Linked DNA regions of Homo sapiens: region 1 is linked to region 2. Evidence: read pairs that join two places in POLR2A ChIA-PET (ENCODE). Cell type or tissue: PC-3. All regions are shown on one strand. Each heading gives the region's core, and the rest is flanking DNA. Links, peaks and the distances in the headings are about the cores only. Region 1 overlaps FAM184A (family with sequence similarity 184 member A). Region 2 has its middle 45 kb from the start of FAM184A.

Region 1 (2,924 bases), core at 209-2,708, 86 kb before region 2:
AATATATTTATTTGACATATTTTGAAATGGCCCTGCAAAACTGTCTCTTGTGGGGAAAATCTACATTGTGTGGAGAATCCCCCTCCCTTTCCAGGTGTTCTCCCTGATCCGGGAGAGAATTAACTAAGAGTCTGGTATCTTTTTAGGTCTGATAAGAGCTCTGAAGCCTGCCACCTGGAGGCTTCATCTGCATGATAAAACCTTCGTCTCCACAACCTTATCTTAACCCAGACACTCCTAGGTCTTTAGGTAACAACGCTTTTAACCAGCTGCCAAAAAAAATTTTTTTTGAATCCACCTATGACCAGAAACCCCCACCCTGTCACCCTCCTTTCAAGTTGTCGCACCTTTCCCAATGGAACAAACGTACATCTTACGTGTACTGATTTATGTTTTATGCCACCCTAAAATGTATAAAACCAAGCTATAGCCCGACCACCTTGGGCATATGTTCTCAGGATCTCCTGGAGCTATGTCAGGGGACATTGGTCACTCATATTTGGCTCAGAATACATCTTTTCAAATATTTTACAGAGTTTGACTCTTTTCGTTGACACCATATTAATATAAAATATTGAGTCACTTATCTATTTCCTATTAATGACTAGAACAGGATCTACTAGAGAGATGCACTGAAGATCTGGAGTTCAACGTGAATAGAATGGGAACAAATGCTACCTACACAGAATAGTTCAGCCCCATAAATGATTCACGTCTTTTTTTCCCCTCGGTCCAGTGTCTTTTTTTTTTTAACTAGAAAGGAAAATCAAAAGACAAAAGCCATTCTTCGTACATTATGTAATCAAATGAATGTCAGCAACAGATGTGTGTCCAAATGAAACATTTACAAGACAGTTCACAAAAGGAGCTCATTTGGATTTTACTTAAGCCAAGGGCACTATAAAACTCTAATTTTAAAAGAACTTTAAAATCCAATTGCATTGGGAAATTGTCTTTAAAGATATATTTCCTCGCTGTATGATTCTATAATTATTGCTGGGAAATCTTTTGGAAAATATTGATAAAGTCTAATAATGTTGGAGGTATCTTTGTGTATGGTAATGTGGAATACATCTGTTTCCCCAGATTTAACTTGAATTCTCAAACAGCAAGCAGAAGTCCTACTATACAGCTATGATTCAGGATCTGTGCAATGGGATCTGTGCTACCATACTTCAACAACAACAAAAATCAAAACAACAAACATTTTGTGAATGCTCAGTACTTTTTTATATGCATTCTGGCAAAGAAAAGTATGAATGTTCTTAATCTTTCTCAAAATAGACCTGCTCAAAATAAAACATATTTTTATTTTGGCATAAAATATAATGGCAGACAATTTTTAGATAATATATATTAAGTGTCAAGCTGTATAGTACAGAATACTGTGACATGGCATAATAAGTTTTCAGTAGAAAGAACTGGATAAAGATTGCAGTAATTAGAAAGGCATAAAAGGGCAAAGTCAGTTGTCAAGAACTACGAGGAAAGCAACTTCAGTTAAGGCACAAAATGTGAATGATTTTTGTGGTTGGTGTGGCCCAATAATCCTGGACACTGAGAGAATGAGTGCCATGGAATGTCAGTTAAAGTTAAAAACTTCCTAGTTATTAATTTGTCCCTGAAATTTAACTGGAAAAAGTGTCTTTATAGTAATTTTAAGATTTAGAATCTCTGTATATTTTTCTGTTTGTATGCCTACAATGGTACTAGGCAATGGTTCTAAGACAGATTTTTTTCTTTCACATTTGAACATTTCTTAAATCAGGGTTCATCTTACAGTCAATTAAATATCATAGTTTGACAGCAGGACAAAAGGATAGCAGTTGTGAGGGGTTTTTTTGTTGTTGTTGTTTGTTTTTAAGTTTTTTAAGAGACAGGGCTTCACTATGTTGCCCAGGCTGGGCCTTGAACTCCTGGGCTCAAGTGATCTATTGCCACAGCCTCCTGAGTAGCTGGGACTACAAGCATGTGCCACTACACCTGGCTTTGATAATAGTTCATTGGTTTATTCTGATAACATGCCTTCACTGTTTGCTATCTAACCAATACAAACACCATCAATATTCTTGAATGAGATGGCAACACCAAAACTGTGTTTTGCCCTTTGGAATAAAAAATGACAACATCCAATAACAAATAAAAAAGAAAAATTAATAATAAAATAACAGTCACATAGGTTAATTGTGGTAGTATAACTTAATTTAGAATACGTAAAAATAATATTTGCTAAGCATTGGCAAAGCCATTTCTTTTTGCGTTTTATACTACAGAAGACACTGATAAGTTTCAACCTTCAAAATTTTACTTTAGAAAATCAACAAGCAAGAAAATGAAGTCAAAAACTACCTTTTTCTCTTCTTGAAAAGCAGTCCAAAGCAAAAAAGAAAATAAGAAAAAGGTAAACTCTTATCTTGGATAAAGTTTTATCTACGAGGCATCTTTACCTGAATCTCAATATGTGAGGACAGAAAGCAAATGAGGAAATACGAAATAATTTGTCAGAATACAAGAAGGTAAAACCTTAGTGTTGAGAGAGAGAAAAATCACTAAGAAGAAATTTGACTTGTCCAGCACAGCCCTAGAAACACAAGAGGAGCAGGTGGGGAGCCGAGATAAGAGGCTGATAACAGGAGGTTGTTTTCTAGTTTGCAAAGGGCAGTTAAACCCCCAGCTGTCACCTGAATCAAGCAGACAGGACAGTAATCTCTCCTACACTAGTAAAAAAAATAAACAAACAAACAAATAGAGAAAATGAGCTAAAGAAACTGTAGGCTTGGGGATGCTGGACACAGAGTGTCAGAGGCAATTGAACCTGAGCAACTTCATCTTAAATAGGAGCTGAGTAAAATGAGGCTGAAACCTACTGGGCTGCATTCTCAGATTGCTAAGGCATTCTAAGTCACAGGATGAGATAGGAGGTC
Region 2 (2,924 bases), core at 230-2,729:
TTACCAAGATAAGTGACACAGTGCTTAACATAATTTGGCCCTATTTATTATCCTTTCTATGTAGACTCTTGGTAACTTTTTATTTTATTTATTTACTTGTTTGTTTCTTTACTTATTTATTTTTATAGAGATGCAGTTGTTGGCCAGGGTGGTCTCAAACTCCTGGCCTCAAGCAGTCCTCCCACCTCGGCCTCCCAAAGTGCTGGGATTACAGGCAGGAGCCACCATGACCAGCTTGGAACTTTTTAGTGCAACTCTTTTCTATCAGAGTGAATTAATTAATCCATCTCTTTGGAGTGCTACTGCTCTTTCTCTGTGGGGATATAGATCTTTCTAGAAGCACTACAGAGACAGCCCTCTCCATTCTGGACCTCCAGCCTTAGTGGTCAGGGAGAAGCGGAAAAAGGCCTCTGAAGGGAATGTCTTGCATTAATAGGGTTTCTAGAGGAATTCAGATATTGTTGGTCTAACAAGAGCAAGCTCCTTTTTTATGCCTCTGCTGTGTTAACTTAAAAAAAATACAATTTATCAATTTAGAAGAGTAGAAGAGGAGACTTTATTTTTTACAAAGGGTTGTAGCCAGCAAGGTGGCCTTTCTGACAGTCTGGGAAGCATAGTCTGTGGCCAGAAGCCAGAAACAGATACTTCAGAGGAGGGCAAAAGGAACAGGAATGTATGCCAAGTAGAGAGGTCAAACATACATATTCAATAAGCTGTAAAAGGAGTCATGAATATTTATGAAAGGAGAAACGTGCACATGCACAACTGAGCTTCCTGCTTCTTCTCCATGTTCAAAAAATGGCATTGGGAGGGGCGCGGTGGCTCCTGCCTGTAATCCCAGCACTTTGGAAGGCTGAAGGGGGTGGATTGCTTGAGTTCAGGAGTTCAACACCGACCTGGGCAACATGGCAAAACCCTGGCTCTACAAAAAATACAAAAATTAGCTGGGCATGGTAGCATGCATCTACTCGGGTCCCAGCTACTCGGGAGGCTGAGGTGGGAGGACTGCTTGAACCTGGGAGGTGGAGGTTGCAGTAAGCCGAGATCATGCCACTGTACTCCAGCCTGAGCAACGGAGGAAGACCCTGTCTGAAAAAAAAAAAAAAAAAAAAAAAAAAAAAAAAAAAAAAAAAAGGCAGTGATCTGAGGGTGGAGTTTTCAGTCCTCTAATGTCACAAAGTGAAGCAGAGGACATGAAAACCCTTACTGTGCATTCTCCATGGACTGGCCAGAACCACTCCATGGTCTGTGGTCTCAGGCAAAACAGTAGGGGCAGGCGGGGGGATGGTTCACACCGGTAATCCCAGCACTTTGGGAAGTGGAGGTGGGCAGATCACTTGAGGTCAGAAATTTTGAGACCAGCCTGGCCAACATGGTGAAACCCCATCTCTACTAAAAATATAAAAATTAGCCGGGCCTGGTGGTGTAGGCCTGTAATCCTATCTACTAGGGAGCCTGAGGCAGGAGAATCACTTGAAACTGGGAGGTGGAGGTTGCAGTGAGCCGAGATCATGCCACTGCACTCTACCTTGGGCGACAGAGTGAGACTCCATCTCAAAAATACCAAAAAACAAACAAACAAACAAAAACAAAAACAGTAGGGGCAGTGTTGGGTGGTTGGTTCACGTCAGGGGTAACATGATTTTAAACATGATTTAAATGTTTAAATCAAGCCAATAATGATTATAACTATTCCATTGGCTTTAACTTTTGAAAGTGTTGAGTTCTGTTAGGCCCTTAGGGAAGAAAGCCCAATCATGGTTGGCAAGGAAGGGAGTCTGACCCCGGCTCCCATCAGGGCCGAGAACTCTGTTTTCAACGTTACTCAGGGGTCCCCTTGGCAAAGAGATGATCCATTCAGTCCGTTGGAGGCTTGGAGTTTTATTTTTAGTTTACCATTGTTTATGTTGACAAGTTGATTGCTGTTTATGCTATTTGCAGTATGTATAGGTGTTTGGGTCACAGAATCTTAAGAAATAAATATGGACAGTTATATACTGTAGAGAAATATATTCAGAAACATTTGTTTCCTCTCTACTCTATTTTAAATTTGAAGTTAGCCATTTGCTGATTGTGCCATTACATTACAGTTGTAAAATGCAAGTTTAGATACATCTTCAGACACAAACATTTACAAAGCACACTCCAAGATACAACTTTGCACACTCCCAAAACATAGTGACTATTGCTATTTATGGAACTCTATGTTGCTGGTTATAATATCCACTTTGAAATTTCTCATTTTATTCTTTTTTTAAATTTAAAATATTCTCAGTTATTCATAGTCTTAGCCAATCAGTATTTATGCAGTTAAAGATGACAGCTAAAGAAATATTTTAGTTCAAAGGATTTTTATCTTTTGTTTCATTTGGTTTAATTATCTGGCCTCAAACAACTTAAATTCTGGCAGCATTGCTCTTACTCTAGTTCTTAGCCTTGAAAACTTCTTATATATGTCAACTATGTAAATAGCTTTACAGTATCAACATTCTTCTTGTAAGTTCAACAACTTTTATTGACTGGCAATGTTTTATGTAAATTGTAGAGTTATGTTGAAACTTATAAGGCATCTCTTAAATGTTTAAATCAAGGCAATAATGATTATAACTATCCCATTGGCTTTAACTTTCTGCCAGTAATTGTAATTATAATTTTAAAAATCTACATTTATTTATAAAATTTTACCTGGGGGTGTAAAAGCCTTCTCATACTCTATTAAAAAGACCATTATATGCTGTTAAAATGAGTCATGCTGAAATCATTGCTTACAAAGGGTTCATCTAAATGATAATGGGTATAATAAGGAAGTTACAACCTGGTAGTAGAGGTCTTTTTTTCCATCTGGCAAATCTAATAAAACGTGAAAAGACATTAAGTCATGAACAAACACCCAATTAGAAGATCAAATAAACTATGGCCCTAAT

The links. Peaks named below come from ENCODE experiments on the same cell type or tissue, not always from the same donor. Only the 100,000 strongest peaks of a DNase experiment are listed, where the experiment ranks them.
Region 1: POLR2A ChIA-PET joins it to region 2 with 12 read pairs; 2 of 35 experiments call an interaction of 5 or more read pairs at or near these places.

Annotation. Positions count from the first base shown.
Region 1 is chr6:119,035,477-119,038,400 of GRCh38, forward strand. The region is part of intron 1 of FAM184A (family with sequence similarity 184 member A); the gene reads right to left. Among named protein-coding and RNA genes, the nearest start is that of MIR548B, 32 kb to the right of the region's middle. In PC-3, for the core only: no CTCF peak of the experiment used is centred there; no DNase peak of the experiment used is centred there.
Region 2 is chr6:119,121,833-119,124,756 of GRCh38, forward strand. It overlaps a transcript of FAM184A not described here. Among named protein-coding and RNA genes, the nearest start is that of FAM184A, 45 kb to the left of the region's middle. In PC-3, for the core only: no CTCF peak of the experiment used is centred there; no DNase peak of the experiment used is centred there; H3K27ac peaks cover 561 bases.